Linked DNA regions of Homo sapiens: region 2 is linked to region 1. A link is a loop called in an ENCODE intact Hi-C map of the cell type or tissue named here. Cell type or tissue: transverse colon. All regions are shown on one strand.

Region 1 (8,000 bases):
TTAGCTGGGCATGGTGGTGGTGCATGCCTGTAATCCCAGCTACTCGGGAGGCTAAGGCAGGAGAATCACTTGAACCCGGGAGGTGGAGGTTGCAGTGAGCTGAGATTGTACCACTGCACTCCAGCCTGAGGGACAAGAGCGAAATTCCATCTCAAAAAAAAGTCCCATTTCAACCATGTTAGTGCACAATTCAGTGACTTTAAATACACAATGTCGTGCAACTGAAACCACTGAGATAGAAAAAGTTCTGGAACTTCTTCATCACCCCAGATGGAAATCCCATACCCACCAGTCACTCCTCATTCTCCCCTCCCCCAGCCCCTGCCCGCCACGAATCTGCTCTCTGCCTCTGTAGATCTGCCTGTTTTGGCTGTTTCACGTAAGTGGAATTAATCGTACAATATGTGTCCTTTTGTGTCTGGCGTCTTCATTTAGCATAATGTGTTTCCACTTAGCATAATGTGTTTCGGCTTAGCATAATGTTTTCAAGGTCCATCCACATGGTAGCAGGTATCAAAACGTCATTCCTTCTTATGGCTGAATGCTATTCCCTTGTGTGGAGAGACCGCAGTTTCTCCATTCATCAGTGGATGGACATATGGGTTCTCTCCACCTATTCCAAGTTATCATGAATAGTCCTGCTATGAGCATGCATGTACACGCTTTTGTTTGAAGGCCTGATTTCAATTCTTTGGGATATATAGCTGGGAGTATAAGTGCTGGGTCATATGATAACTCTGCTTAACTTATCTAGGAACCACCAAGCTGTTTCCTGCAGCGGCTGCACAATTTTCCATTCCCACCAGCAGTGTATGAGGGTCCCAACTTCCCTATATCCTCGACAAAGCTTGTGATTGTCTGGGTTTTGTGACAAAGTGGGTGTGCTGGTTCTTGTTTTTTAAAAGATCCACGACTCCCTGCGTGGAGAACAGGGCCTGGAGTGAGGGTCTAGGTTGCCCATTCGTTGCTGGGGGGCCAGAAAGGGTTTTACTGTCACAGCCCTCCTGTGGCCTACAGGCGAGCCTCCCTCTCCTAACCACCCTCCTGCCAACCTCCCCTTTGAAATGGGAGCACTCGGAAGGGACAGCTGGCAGCCTCCTCCCCTGGGCTCTGCCTGCTTCTCCTCACACCGGCTGGTGGTTTGTTTGCCAGTCACTTGTATTTGTTCCTGAACATGTTTCTGACAGTTCACTTGTCATTGTAATTACTGTCGTAATCTAACTAAATGTTATATTACTGATGAATCAGAAGTGCACTAACAAGGAGAGATGTTTCTTATGAAAATTCAGTCTAATGCTTTGAAGGATACTTTACAAATGAGTCACCAAAAATATTGGCAAATTAGGTGTGGGTGAGATGAGTGTAAATAACTGGGTGAGAGAGAATTGTCAGAATCTCAGATGGGTTCCACTTGCTGACCACTTCACATGGCCCTTTAAACTCACCCTCCACTTCAAAGAATCCACAGCTGATGTTGGAGATGATGTTTCATCCCTGTGGATTTCCCAAGGAAAGCAGTTTGGGACTGCAAGAGATGGACCCGTAATAGAAGGAGAGGCCTTGACAGGCACGGTGGCTCACGCCTGTAATCCCAGCACTTTGGGGGACCAAGGTGGCTGGATCACCTGAGGCCAGGAGTTTGAGACCAGCCTGGCTAACATGGTGAAACCCCATGTCTACTAAAAATACAAAAATTAGCCAGGTATGGTGGTGGGCGCCTATAATCTCAGCTACTTGGGAGGCTGAGGCAGGAGAATCGCTTGAACTTGGGAGGTGGAGGTTGCAGTGAGCCAAGATTGTGCCACTGCACTCCAGCCTGCCTAGGGGACAGAGTGAGACTCCATCTCAAAGAGAAAAGAAGGAGAGTCCTTGAGAAAGATCAGTGATTGGCCAGGCACAGTGGCTTGTGCCTGTAATCTCAGCACCTCGGGAGGCTGAGGTGGGCGATTCACTTAAGGCCAGGAGTTCGAGACCAGCCTGGGCAAAATGGTGAGACACCATCTGTACTAAAATCACAAAAATTAGCTGGGCATGGTGGCACACACCTGTAATCCCAGCTACTCGGGAGGCTGGGTCGGGGGAGAATTGCTTGAAACCAGGAGGTGGAGTTTGCAGTGAGCTGAGATCGTGCCACTGCACTCCAGCCGAGCAACAGAGCAAGACCCTGTCTCAAAAAAAAAAAAAAAAAAAAATCAGCATGCTTACTCCTTAGAGGTTAAAATTACATGTGTGTTGTGGGGCTGCCCACAATTGTGCCCCCAAATAGGCATGTTGAAGTCCTAAACCCCAGTACCTGTTAATGCGACCTTATTTGGAAGTAGGGTGTTTGCAGACATAATCAAGTTAAGATGGTGTCATTAGGGTGGGCCCTAATCCATTATAACTATGTCTTTATAAAGAAGAGAAGAGACACAGAGACACACAGGGAGAATGCCATGTGACAACCTATGCAGAGACTGGAGTGACAGGCCAGGCCAGTGGGGAGAACATGAGGACAATGGAACCTGGACTGCCAAGCTCCAGCCCCCAAATCCCTCCCTTCTGGTTCCGGAGGCCCCAGGGTTACTCTCCCGCACACTAACTGCTTTGAAAACCTCATTCCTCAAATCTACTCCATCATGGGTGGCCTGAAGAAGCCTGGACAGGAGGTCCTGGGTGACCTGTGAGGGCATACACCACAGAGCTGGGTGCAAACCTGCAGAGCCAAAACCTGGGGCTCCTGGCTTCAAATCCACCTCTCACCAGTATTTGAGTTCTCTTTCCAGCGGAAAGTCTGCCCGGCCTCAGAGTTGCAGCCAGGAGAGTGGCTCAGAATCCAGCATGAAAACATTTGGAAGACATCAAGGTCCATTTAACCAGCACAAGAGCCCCAGCCTTCTTTGCTGTGTCAATGTGGGCTTCTCCAAGCCTCAGTTTTACTTATCCATGAAGTGGGTGTATTAAGGTAACGTTAAGTGGCTATAACAAAGAGACTCATGACAAATCAATGCCTTAAGGAAGATCATGTCTCTCTCTTGTAACAGTCCATAGTGCACATCCTGGGCTACTGTTCCACATGGAATCCAGGGACCTGGTTCCCTTCACTTTCTTCCTCTCCATTCCTTAGGACATTGTCCTCCTCGTCATAGACAGACACATCACAGGCCCGTCCTTGTTCTGACTCCTGAGAAAGGGAAAGAGAGGGTAAACCAGGAGCCCCACGGTCTGTCAGCCTAAGCCCCTGATGTAAAGAGTTCACATCATTTTTGCTTAATTTCTCCTGGTCACCTGTCCGTTCCCAACTGTAAATGGAGTTGGAGGTGAATTCTGGTCATGTGCCTGGTAGAAATGGGGACCAACTTTGAGGGACAGCCTCAGGCTGTGCAGATATAATGACACCTCCTTGCAACTGTGCAATAGGTACAGCTAGGGTACCTGGCGCCTAGTAAGCCCTCGGTAAAAGTGCTCAATGTTACTGAGCTCAGAGCTCCAAGGGACCTTAGAAACTCTCTGGCCCAACGTCCTCATTTCTTTACAGCTAAAGAAACAGGCCTAGAGAGGAGTGACATTGGCCTGTGTTCCCCATGGGTAAGGAGAAAAGTTGGTTCAGAATCCTATCTGGCCTGCAAACCCCATGCTCACACCTTTTATTTCAAAGTACCTGGTCTAAACCCACTAGGGTCTGGGCAGAGAGCAGGGTCCATATGACCTCTCCCCTGGTCTCCCAGGGTTGGGGGGCATCATTCTAGAGGGACCCTGTGCCCCACAGCAGCGCCCTCGGCTGGGGACCACACAGCTTTATGACTAGGTAGGTGTGGCCCTGGTTTCCAGGACAGGTGGCCAGACTGCTCTGTGACAAAGGGCCACGCCTGCCCCTGGGAGGGGTATTGGGCTGCCGCCCGCAGATGTTGCAGTAGGAACTGAAGAAGATGGCGTGCCTGGGCTTCCTCCTCCCCGTGGGCTTCCTCCTCCTCATCAGCACCGTGGCCGGGGGAAAGTACGGCGTGGCCCACGTGGTGTCGGAGAATTGGAGCAAGGACTACTGTATCCTGTTCAGCTCCGACTACATCACCCTCCCCCGGGACCTGCACCACGCCCCACTCCTGCCCCTGTATGATGGCACCAAGGCACCCTGGTGCCCGGGTGAGGATTCCCCCCACCAGGCCCAGCTCCGCTCCCCCAGCCAGCGGCCCCTCCGCCAGACCACTGCCATGGTCATGAGGGGTAACTGCAGCTTCCACACGAAAGGCTGGCTGGCTCAGGGCCAAGGTGCCCACGGGCTGCTCATCGTGAGCCGGGTCAGTGACCAACAGTGCTCAGACACCACCCTGGCACCCCAGGATCCCCGCCAGCCCCTGGCAGACCTCACCATCCCTGTGGCTATGCTCCACTATGCTGACATGCTGGACATCCTCAGCCACACTCGTGGGGAGGCCGTCGTCCGCGTGGCCATGTACGCACCCCCAGAGCCCATCATCGACTACAACATGCTGGTCATCTTCATCCTGGCTGTGGGCACAGTGGCTGCAGGCGGCTACTGGGCCGGCCTGACCGAAGCCAACCGGCTACAGCGGCGCCGTGCCCGAAGAGGAGGGGGGTCTGGTGGTCACCATCAGCTGCAGGAAGCTGCAGCAGCTGAGGGAGCCCAGAAGGAAGATAATGAGGACATCCCAGTGGACTTCACGCCGGCCATGACAGGCGTGGTGGTCACCCTGTCCTGCTCGCTCATGCTGCTGCTCTACTTCTTCTATGACCACTTTGTCTATGTCACCATTGGGATCTTTGGCCTGGGTGCTGGCATTGGCCTCTACAGCTGCCTGTCACCCCTGGTGTGCCGCCTGTCCCTGCGGCAATACCAGAGGCCTCCGCACAGCCTCTGGGCCTCTCTGCCGCTGCCTCTGCTGCTGCTGGCGAGCCTGTGCGCAACCGTGATCATCTTCTGGGTGGCCTACCGCAATGAGGACCGCTGGGCGTGGCTCCTGCAGGACACACTGGGCATTTCCTACTGCCTGTTCGTCCTGCACCGTGTGCGGCTGCCCACTCTCAAGAACTGCTCCTCCTTCCTGCTGGCCCTGCTGGCCTTTGATGTCTTCTTTGTCTTCGTCACCCCCTTCTTCACCAAAACCGGTGAGAGCATCATGGCGCAGGTTGCCTTGGGCCCTGCAGAGTCTTCAAGCCATGAGAGGCTGCCCATGGTACTCAAAGTGCCCCGGCTAAGAGTCTCCGCCTTGACCCTGTGCAGCCAGCCCTTCTCCATCCTTGGCTTCGGTGACATTGTGGTCCCCGGCTTCCTGGTTGCTTACTGTTGCCGCTTTGATGTGCAAGTCTGCTCCCGTCAGATCTACTTCGTGGCCTGCACCGTGGCCTATGCTGTGGGCCTGCTGGTCACATTCATGGCCATGGTCCTCATGCAGATGGGCCAACCTGCCTTGCTCTACCTAGTGTCCAGCACCCTGCTCACCAGCCTGGCTGTGGCTGCCTGCCGCCAAGAGCTCAGCCTCTTCTGGACTGGCCAGGGCAGAGCTAAGATGTGTGGGCTCGGCTGTGCCCCTTCAGCTGGCTCTAGGCAGAAGCAGGAGGGCGCAGCAGATGCCCACACAGCCAGCACACTTGAGAGAGGCACCAGCCGAGGAGCAGGGGACTTAGACAGCAACCCTGGAGAAGACACCACTGAGATTGTCACCATATCTGAGAATGAAGCCACCAATCCAGAGGACCGCAGTGATAGCTCCGAGGGCTGGAGTGACGCCCACTTGGATCCTAATGAGCTGCCCTTCATCCCCCCTGGGGCCTCGGAGGAGCTGATGCCACTGATGCCAATGGCCATGCTGATCCCACTCATGCCCCTGATGCCCCCGCCCTCAGAGCTGGGCCATGTCCATGCCCAGGCCCAGGCCCACGAGACTGGCCTGCCCTGGGCGGGACTCCACAAGAGGAAGGGTTTGAAAGTAAGAAAGAGCATGTCGACCCAGGCTCCCTTGTGAACTGGAGGCACTGGGACACACGCCTCTCAAAGGGCTGGTGGAACATTGCAGAGCAAAGCCATGCATGGCAACAAGAAATCAGGGTATCAAAGAGATTTCATATCTACCCAAGGAGTCTCTCTGTTTGTCGGGAGTGCAAGAGAGCAGCAACCACATAATAAGAGTGTGCAGGGCTCGAAGGGTCCTTAGGAGTGGGCACCACCCCCAAATAATGAAGGGGGGAAACTGAGGCTCCAAGAGGGCCTATGACTTGCACAAGTTCAAGCGGCAAGGTCGGGATTTGCATCCAGGGCTCACTGGGCAGCTACTCCCCTCTGCCTGCTTGCCCAACCCCTTCCCAATCCAGAGTGGCAGCTTCTTAGCCTGGCACACAGCCCCCATCCCATCCCTGCCACCCACCCTAGGCTCATTGCCCATCTTCTCTCCATGCTCAGGTCAAACAGAACTCCTTGTCCTCCCCACCCGCTCTCTCTGCATATGCTGTTCCCTCCAGCTGGGATGCCCTTCCCTCTCCAGACAGAAACACTCCAGCCTGGCTCCCTGACTCACTAGAAGATTCCGAAGCATCCTTTACTCCTCAGCTCACATCCATTCTGCAAAACGTCTCTGTTCAAGAATCCCAGGCAGCAGCACCAAGCCCAGCAAGTTCCTGTATGCACCACCCATTCCATCTTCAGGCATTGAGTATGCCCCTACTATGTGCATCGCCATGTGGTGGGCACAGGGAAGGCCTCTGTCTAGCTGGGGGAGGGGGAGGGGTGGGCAGACAAGAAACAAACTTAGAATTGTCTCAAAGAGGTCGGGAGGGGTTGGAGAGGTTGGGCCCAGGGTGGAAGAATTCCGGAGACCAAGGCCTCCCTCACTGACTCTAAGTAATGTTCAAGCCTCGTTGGGTCTCTGTAGTCTCATCTGCAAAATGAGACTTATAATACCATTTCCATCTGGAGGCAGGGGCATGGACGAGATGACCTCCTAAGGACTCTACAGGCTTTTAGGCCATGTAGGGTGCTGATGTGTTGCTTAATCAGAGCAGACAAACTCTGGGGTGAGAAGGCTTCCTGGAGGAGGTGTTTTTGGAGGGGAGGAAAGTGTATCCCAAGAGGCGGTGTGGTTCAGTGGTTAGGGTTCTACAGCCAGGCTGCCTACCACAAATCCCAGCCCTACCACTGACTTGGAGTATCTCACTGAGCAAATGACTTATCCATTCAGTGCCTCTGTTTTCTTGTGTGTGAAATGGGATAATAGGACCTACCATCTGGTTCTTAGGAAGTTTGAACGAGTTGGCCTATGTCAGGTGATTGGCACAATGCCCTGCCTGTCCGAAGAGCCCCCTGCACGTGAGCTATGTTTATATTGCTCCCCTAGTGAAAGCCTCACAGACTCAAACCCAGCTCCTACAAGACCTTGAGGTCCCAGCCCAACGGCCCTCTTCCACCCCTCCAAACCCCTACCGCCACAAGCACACGCCAGACCCACCACACCCCCCATGCTTTTTCCTCTTCTTGGAACTCTCTTTCTGCCCCTTCCTTACCACGCCCCGTGAACTTGGCCTGGCTGGCTGCTCCTCTTCGCAGCCTTTCCTAAAGCATCCCTGTCTCAATCACACGACCAGGCACCTTTAGTTTTCCGATCTTCCCCGGTAGAGGGCCAGCTTTGGAAGGGCAGGGGCCTTGCCCATCTTGTTCATCTGTGTAATTTCAGGGCTCAGAACAGCCCCTGGAGTGTTACAGGTGCTTGATGTATTTGCTGGAGGAATGAACGGATGGATGAATGAATGAATGAATGAATGAGGAGTTGACCAGCCTGAACTGCAGAGGAGGGAATGCTATGAGGGAAGGCCCCACTGCCCAGGCCACCTCACAGGCTTCCTGCAGGACCTTGGTCAGTGTTGACGTGAGACTTGGCAGGCCTGGCTGGGCCCTGGAGTGGGGAGAGAGTCCCAGGGAGGCAGTGCAGGTGGTGGGCCTCTCAAAGCCCCGCTTGCCAGGGAAGAAGTGCAGCCTCTCGGTACACAGCAGCTGAAGGCCCGCTAGACAA
Region 2 (8,000 bases), 210 kb before region 1:
TAGAGATGGGGTTTCTCCATGTTGGTCAGGCTGGTCTTGAACTCCCGACCTCAGGTGATCCACCCGCCTCGGCCTCCCAAAGTGCTGGGATTACAGGCATGAGCCACTGCGCCCGGCTGTAAATATGCTTTTTGTAGGTTCTCTTAGTTCAGATGTAGGACCAGTCTGATGTTAGGTTCTTAGGTAAGGACCTATATAAAGATAGTATAAAATGGTACCTAATATTACAAAGCTTTTTTAGGAATGGCAAAGGGATAATATGGCAGCTTCCTCCCTGTCAGTTCTGCATTGGTGACTAAGGATCTCAAATTTCTGGATAATCTGGCTTGCTTAGTTACGACGAGAGACCAGAACTTGCTGATAGCATATGAAATCTTCGGGGGAGTTTTGAATGTTTTTCATTTTTTAATCTGATATGATGTAGCAGACATGACATTGACTCACATGCAAGCCCCAAACATGCCGAAGCTGCGGGAGCTCTCTATCAGCCATAGTAGGCTGCTCTGTTGCCGTTGGTTCAGGCAGCTGTTGAGTGGGCCTGGGAGGCACGGAGGGAAAGGGAAGAGGGCCGGCACTGGTTTACTCTCCTAGACATAGTCGTGAAATCTCATGGTCAAAGGAAACCAAGAAGTCATCTTATCCTGCTACTATTTTCCTTCCAGGGTCTCTTCTGCAGGGTCCCCATGAATTGTGGCTGAAGTTGTGCACAAACAAGTATCTCCAGTGACAGGAGTGCCTTCTGAGGCAGCCATTGCATCTTCATCTGCTGACACTCTGCTAGGCTGACTTCTGTAGTTTTCACCACTGATCTTCAGTCCACCTCACAGAGCTCTATAAAACGCTTAAATCCTCTTTACATCATAGACTTTCAGCTACTTGAAGATAGCCATCAGCCGCTACGTGACTCTTTTCTCCAGGTAAAATCTCCAATTATAGCAGCTGTTCTTCATATGGCCTAGTGTCTAATGCCTTTGCTCTCCTGATCATTTTTTGAATTTTTTCAGTTTGCCCCGGTCTCAGAGTGTGGGATCCAGCACTGCCCATATAACGTTCCCAGGATGTTCTGACTGATGTAGAGTAAGCCTGGTATCACCCATGTCCTAGGAACTGAGACCCCGTCACTACTGGTGATGCAGCCTAGGATCAAACTGTTCTTTTGGCAGCCACTTCACATTTTTGTGTTAAGGGCTTACTCTTAGCCAAACACAAATTTTGTTTTGTTTTGTTTTTTGTTTTTTCCGAGACAGGTTCTCACTCTGTCACCTAAGCTGGAGTGCAGTGGCACCATCTCAGCTCACTGCAACTGCTGCCTCCCGGGTTCAAGCAATTCTTTTACCTCAGCCCCCCCAGTAGCTGGGATCACAGGTACGCGTCACCACGCCTGGCTAATTTTTGTATTTTTAGTAGAGATGGGGTTTTGCCAAGTTGGCCTGGCTGGTTTCGAACCCCTGACCTCAAGTCATCTGCCCACCTTGGCTTCCTGAAGTGCTGGGATTACAGGCCTGAGCCACCACACCTGGCTGACAGATTGTTGTTATCATTAATGTCACATGAACTACTGCCAAAGGCGTCTCCCCTTCTTGTGCTTGGAGGGTGTGTTGGATGCCACCTGTGCCCCTCCCTGGAGATGCTTTTGGCCCCACAGCTTCCTCCAGCCAATGTAGCAGTGACTGGGTCTGTGCAGGTTTTGGTCACCTTCACTCAGGTGTGATGGGGTGGTGCCTTTCTTTGGCCTGCCCCAGGTATCTTTTACTTTTTGGGATGTATTTGATGCTATAGTATGGAATGCTGCAGAGACTTCCGGCACCAACCCCCTGGAGTTGGACTTTATTTCACAGGTTGAGGGCACCATCCTCCACAAGAATCCCCAACTTCAGCCACCAGCTGGCAACAGGTTTGGGGGTCCTCAGCCCACCCTCACTTCTGGCCAGATGGCTACAAATTTGGCGATTTCCACTACCCCCTCAGGTTTGATCACTTGTCAGAATGATTCACAGAATTCAGGGACATGCTATGCTTACAACTACAGTTTTATTAATTGATCAATAAAGCAAAAGGATATAAATGAACCAGTCAAAGGGAAAGACACATAGATCTGGGAGGACACCAAACGCAAAGCTTTCATTGTTCTCTCCCCGTGGAGTCAGGGGCTGTTACCTTTCCAGCACATCGATGCGTGACAATGTATAGAGTATTGCCAACCAGGGACGTGCTCCTGAGCTTCAGTATTTGTCATTTTTATTGGGGCTTCCTTGCATAGGTACGATTGATTGAATCATTGGCCATGTGACTCAAACTTTAGCACCCTCATTTCCCCAGAGGTGATCTTGTTAGCATCCACTATCTAGGGGCCCACTCTGAGTCACCTTGTTAGCATCAACTTAGAGGTGTGGGCCCGCTATGATAACAAAGATACTGCTGATCGGGCGCGGTGGCTCACGCCTGTAATCCCAGCACTTTGGGAGGCCGAGGCGGGCGGATCACAAGGTCAGGAGATCGAAACCATCCTGGCTAACATGGTGAAACCTTGTCTCTACTGAAAATACAAAAAATTAGCCGGGTACGGTAGCGGGCGCCTGTAGTCCCAGCTGCTCGGGAGGCTGAGGCAGGAGAATGGTGCAAACCCGAGAGGCGGAGCTTGCAGTGAGCCAAGATCGCGCCACTGCACTCCAGCCTGGCGGACAGAGCCAGACTCCGTCTCAAAAAAAAAAAAAAAAAAAAAAAAAAAAAGATACTGCTATCACTCTGAAAAGTCCAAGGGTTTAGAGGCTACCTTCTAGAAACTGGGGACAAAGACCAGCCAAATTCATTACTATAAGATGCCCATAGGAATCTCTTGGTGTTCATACCAATGTGACCCAGAAGTATGGGTGGCCTAACACCTGTTGAGTTGTTCTTGAGCAACAGGGAATGGGTACTGAAGGATACTTGTTTCCTCTTTTGTCCTCTGGGTGGACAGTTCTGACAGGCATTTGATATGGCTTCTTAGAATGTCCAACAACGGTGAGCAGTGGTCCCATAGTGGGGGCCCAGCTTGATAACTCGTCCTTCTATTGTCTGTCCCTCCTGCCCTGTTTTACTCCCTCAGCCCCTCATTCCTGATCTCTGGGATCACTTCCCAAAGAACGTACCTGCACTTAAGCTTTTGTCTCAAGTTTTGCTTTAGAGGGCTAGCCCTAGAATGCTTTTATTATACTAAACTTTACATGTTTTAAAAAACAATGTTTTGGCCAGGGGCAGTGTCTCACGCCTATAATCCTAGCACTTTGGGAGGCTAAGGCAGGCAGATCACCTGAGGTCAGGAGTTCGAGACCAGCCTGACCAATATGGTGAAACCTCGTCTCTACTAAAAATACAAAAATAAGCAGGGTGTGATGGTGTGCCTATATTCGCAGCTAATCGGGAGGCTGAGACAGGAGAATTGCTTGAACCCAGGAGGTGGAGGTTGCAGTGAGCCGAGGTCACGCCACTGCATTCCAGCCTGGGCTGCAGCAAGACTCCATCTCAAAATAAATAAATTAATTAATTAAAAAAAAGTTTTTTTCCCTGACGTGGAAATTAAGTGATTAGAAAACGAGACTAACTTTTTCAGGATATATTCTTGTTGTTAATATGGTGCAGGGCTGTGATGCTTCTGCAAAATGTAAGTTGAGTGTATAGCAGGCCTCCTAACTCTAGAGATGATGTATCCTTCCGTATCGATTGCCTTTGTGAAGTCACACACATAAGCAGGGAGAAGTCGTGAAGATACATAAACAGCTGCGTTTTCCAGGCTCAGATCACTAACATGCTCGTGATTTCTTTCTAGGTCTGATTTTTATGGTTGACAGTAATGACAGAGAGCAGATTGATGAGGCCTGGGAAGTGCTAACTTACTTGTTAGAGGACGATGAGCTCAGAAATGCAGTTTTATTGGTATTTGCCAATAAACAAGTATGTTGTTATTGGCTTTCTGAATGCTGGAACTGAAATTTACTGCCAAATGTCTCACTTGTAAATACAGACATTTAAATGAGATGTCTGCCTCCCTCTCTCCAGTACCAACCATAATATCTCCCACCATCTCCTTGCTAGAATGTCTTTTTTTTTATTGAGACAGAGTCTCACTCTGTTGCCCAGGCTGGAGTACAGTGGTGTGATCTCAGCTCACTGTGACCTCCACCTCCCGGGTTCAAGTGATTCTCCTGCCCCAGCCTCCCAAGTAACTGGGATTACAGGCATGCGCCGCCATGCCCACCTAATTTTTGTATTTTTAATAGAGACTGGGTTTCACCATGTTGGCCAGGCTGGTCTGGAACTCCTGACTTCAAGTGATCTGCCCACCTCGACCTCCCAAATTGCTAGGATTACAGGTGTGAGCCACTGAGCATCTACTAAGTTCCAGACTTGGTTTTAGGCTTAAACCAAGACAGATAAAGTCCTTGTGTTCTTGGAGTTTACGTTGCTAGTGGGAAGAGAGTCAACCAATAAATAACATGAAATGTGCCAGGTGTGGTGGCTCATGCCTGTACTCCCTACACTTTGGGAGGCTGAAGCGGGGGGAATCACTTGAGCCCAGGAGTTCAAGACCAGCCTGGGCAACATAGTGAAACCCCATCTCTACAAAAAAGTACAAACATTAGCTGGATGTGGTAGCATGCACCTGTGGTCCCAGCTATTCAGGAGGCTGAGGTGGGAGGATCACTTAAGCCTGGAAGTTCGGGGCTGCAGTGAGATGAGATTATTCCATTACGCTCCATCCTGGGCTACAGAGTAAAATAAATAATAATACGTGTCAAATGGTTTTTAAGTGTTGTGGAAGAAGCAAAAGCATAGTAAAGGGGCAGGGCGGGTGTGGGAAAGACTGGGAATGCCTCTCTGATGAGATGACATCTGAGCGGAGACCAGAAGGCTGGGAGGAAGGGAGCCACACGATTCTAGGAACAGCATGGGAGCCAGTGCAGCTGGAACAGAATGAGCAGGGGAGAGAGAGAGGAGATGAGATTGAATCATATAGGGCCTGTTTTGGAGGAGGAAAAGGGCTTGTACATAAATGTAAAACAGTAAAAGAAACATGGGAGGAAGACCAAGCGTAGAACTATCCAGCCTCAGGACTCTGAGCTAAACTAAGCATGAAAAAGAAGGTAGAAAGAACCACGTGGAATTGTACCAGTCTGAGATGACCACCGTCACATTCTGACATCCTTCCTTCACTTTCTCTTCCATGAGTGCATTCATTATGTAATTGTGATCATACTGTTGTGACAATGTTGCATCCTGTTTTATCACTTTAGATTTATCAAAATCATTGTCTCTTGTTTTCCAACTCTTTGTAGACCTGATTTTAAACGGTGGATGGATCATCATTTGTACAACCGTTACTCTCACTGTTCAGGTTCAATGTCAGTCCAGAGTTTGCACTAGTGAACATATGACTATTAAAGAAAGAAAATGACTCTGGAGGGTGTGTGTGTGTATGTGTGTGTGATTTTTTTGTTTTGTTTTGTTTTGAGACAGGGTCTTACTCTGTCGCCCAGGCTGGAGTGGAGTGGTGCGATCACAGTTCACTGCAGCCTCGAACTCCTGGGCTCAAGTGATCCTTCTTCCTCAGCCTCCCAAGTAGCTGGGACTGCAGGCACGTGCCACCATGCCCAGCTAATTTTTTAATTTTTTTGTAGAGCTGAGATCTTGCTATGTTGCCCAGGCTGGTCTCAAACACCTGTGCTCAAGCTGTCCTCCCACCTCAGCCCCGCAAAGTGCTGGGATTATAGGTATAAGCTACCGTGCTTGGTGCCTCTGTTGTTTTCAATGATAAAAACAGAATGTTCTCATGGTATAAATACGCATACAGTTGAGAATATTCAAGTGAAATATTCTGGTGCTACTATTCATTGTTAAATTTATTCTTTCTCTTTCCAGAGGTCCAACTTTCTCTGCCTGTGTAAACAATTGTATGATTATGTTCTTTCACTTAGTATATCTTGGAAGTCCTTCCATATCAGTACATCTACAGCTACTTTAATTAATTAATTAATTTATTTATTTATTTATTGAGATGGAGTTTCACTCTTGTTGTCCAGGCTGGAGTGCAATGGCGCTACCTTGGCTCACCGCAACTTCCGCCTCCTGGGCTCAAGCAATTCTCCTGCCTCAGCCTCCCGAGTAGCTGGGATTACAGGCATGCGCCACCACTCCTGGCTAATTTTGTATTTTTAGTAGAGACGGGGTTTCTCCATGTTGGTCAGGCTGGTATAGAACTACCAACCTCAGGTGATCCGACCACCTCGGCCTCTCAAAGTGCTGGGATTACAGGTGTGAGCCACCGTGTCCAGCCTTACTTTGTTCTTTAATGCTGATTTATTCAAATTTAGTTTGAGCTTATTCTGTGCCAAGCACATTTCAAGGCACTTGGGATACATCAGAGGACGAGATAGACCAAGATTCCTGCCCTTGTAAAGCTTGCATTCTAGTTAGGGGAGACAGATAGATAGTCAATAATAAATATACTTAAATAAGTAAATGTCGTGATATAGTAATGTATGGTGAGTGCCATATTGAAAAGATGGAACAGACCACTTCGTTGAGGTCTCCGGTCCAGGAGGCTTTGTGGACCATAAGGACTCTGACTCGTATCCTGAGAGAGGGGGAGCTGTTGCAGTTTTGATAGAAGAATGATTCAATCTGATTCACCGATGGCTGGGTTGAGAATAGGCTTCACGGGAGCAAGAGCAGAGAAGTAGGGAGGACAGTTAGGAAGTTATTTCAGTCATCCAGGTGAGAAGCGATGTGGTGTCAGATCACGGCGACAGCTGTGGAGTTAGTAAGTGGTCAGATTCTGGATAAATTTTGATAGTGGAACCGTTAGGAGTTCCTGACAGATTGGCTGTGACATTGAGAGTAAAAAAGTAAGGATAATTTCAAGCTTTTTGGCCTGAGCAACTGGAAGGTTGGAGTTGCCATCAACAGAGAAGACTGTGGGTTTGGGCACGTTTAACAGGGAAGAGCATATTTCGCTATATGGATACAACAGTATACATTGACTTTTGAATGTTCTTTTTCAAGGATCTCCCTAATACTATGAACGCGGCAGAGATAACGGACAAGCTCGGCCTCCATTCCCTCCGCTACAGAAACTGGCACATTCAGGCTACTTGTGCCACTACTGGACATGGGCTTTACGAAGGCCTGAACTGGCTCGCCAACCAGTTCCAGAACCAGAACTGATCAGAAGGATCTATTCTTTGTGCCTTGTGGCCACATCAGCTAGCCTCTGCTGTGTGCACGTGTACGTGTGTGCTGGGAGTGGAGGCAGCTTTCTCACAGTGCCTTATCCATGCCATAAGAAAAGCAGTGTTACATTTTAAGAAACCCAGTGTTAAGTTTTAAACACCACCTTCCATTTCAGTAGCTTTGATGATCATTTTTGCAATTGATGGAGAAGTCCAGAGGGCTTGCTGGTGCTCGAAGGCCAGAGCGGGCTTCATGGAGGCGAGTTGGAGCGGGGACTGAGTTCAGCTGTTGCAATCCTGGTCTGGCGTCTGGAGTCCTGTTAGTCTTTGGCATCCTTTCGTAAAAAGGAAGGAATTGTCATTCTTTTTTTTTTAAAACCATATTTTTACTGTACCTTTTCATGTTTATTTATTTTTTATTAAAAAAATTTTTTTTGAAACAGCCTCCCACTCTGTCGCCCAAGCTGGAGTGCAGTGGTGCGATCTCAGCTCACTGCAACCTCCGTCTCTCGGGCTCAAGCAATCCTCCCACCTCAGCCCCCTGAGTAGCTGAGACTATGGGTGTGCACCACCACACCTGGCTAATTTTTGTATTTTTTGTGGAGACAGGGTCTTGCCATGTTGCCCAGGCTGGTCTGTAACTCCTGAGCTCAAGGGATCCACCCACCTCAGCCTTCCAAAATGCTGGGATTACAGGCATGAGCCACTGCGCTACCGAGAAATCGTCATTCTTTACCACCACTGCTGCAGCTAGCAGCTCACTCTTCAGTGCTTTAAGCAAATGATCCTCAG

The links. Hi-C counts contacts between places; a loop is a spot of excess contacts. Peaks named below come from ENCODE experiments on the same cell type or tissue, not always from the same donor. Only the 100,000 strongest peaks of a DNase experiment are listed, where the experiment ranks them.
Region 2: a loop joins it to region 1, with 5 times the contacts of the local background. A loop is called at or near these places in 105 of 110 quality-filtered maps.

What each region holds. Positions count from the first base shown.
Region 1 is chr17:45,840,999-45,848,998 of GRCh38, forward strand. SPPL2C (signal peptide peptidase like 2C) reads left to right here and starts at 3,883. Exons shown (of 1, transcript NM_175882.3): 1 at 3,883-6,069. The coding sequence starts at 3,909. The coding sequence ends at 5,963. It overlaps MAPT-AS1 (MAPT antisense RNA 1), which reads right to left. Exons shown (of 2, transcript NR_024559.1): 2 at 2,358-3,163. RefSeq lists enhancers at 3,805-4,789, 4,790-5,773. In transverse colon, no CTCF peak of the experiment used is centred here; a DNase peak (open chromatin) is centred at 3,887.
Region 2 is chr17:45,629,242-45,637,241 of GRCh38, forward strand. It overlaps LINC02210-CRHR1 (LINC02210-CRHR1 readthrough), which reads left to right. Exons shown (of 15, transcript NM_001256299.3): 3 at 663-917. It overlaps LINC02210 (long intergenic non-protein coding RNA 2210), which reads left to right. Exons shown (of 6, transcript NR_138260.1): 3 at 663-917; 4 at 1,005-1,077; 5 at 1,248-1,365. It also overlaps the pseudogene ARF2P. Among named protein-coding and RNA genes, the nearest start is that of LINC02210-CRHR1, 13 kb to the left of the region's middle. In transverse colon, no CTCF peak of the experiment used is centred here; no DNase peak of the experiment used is centred here.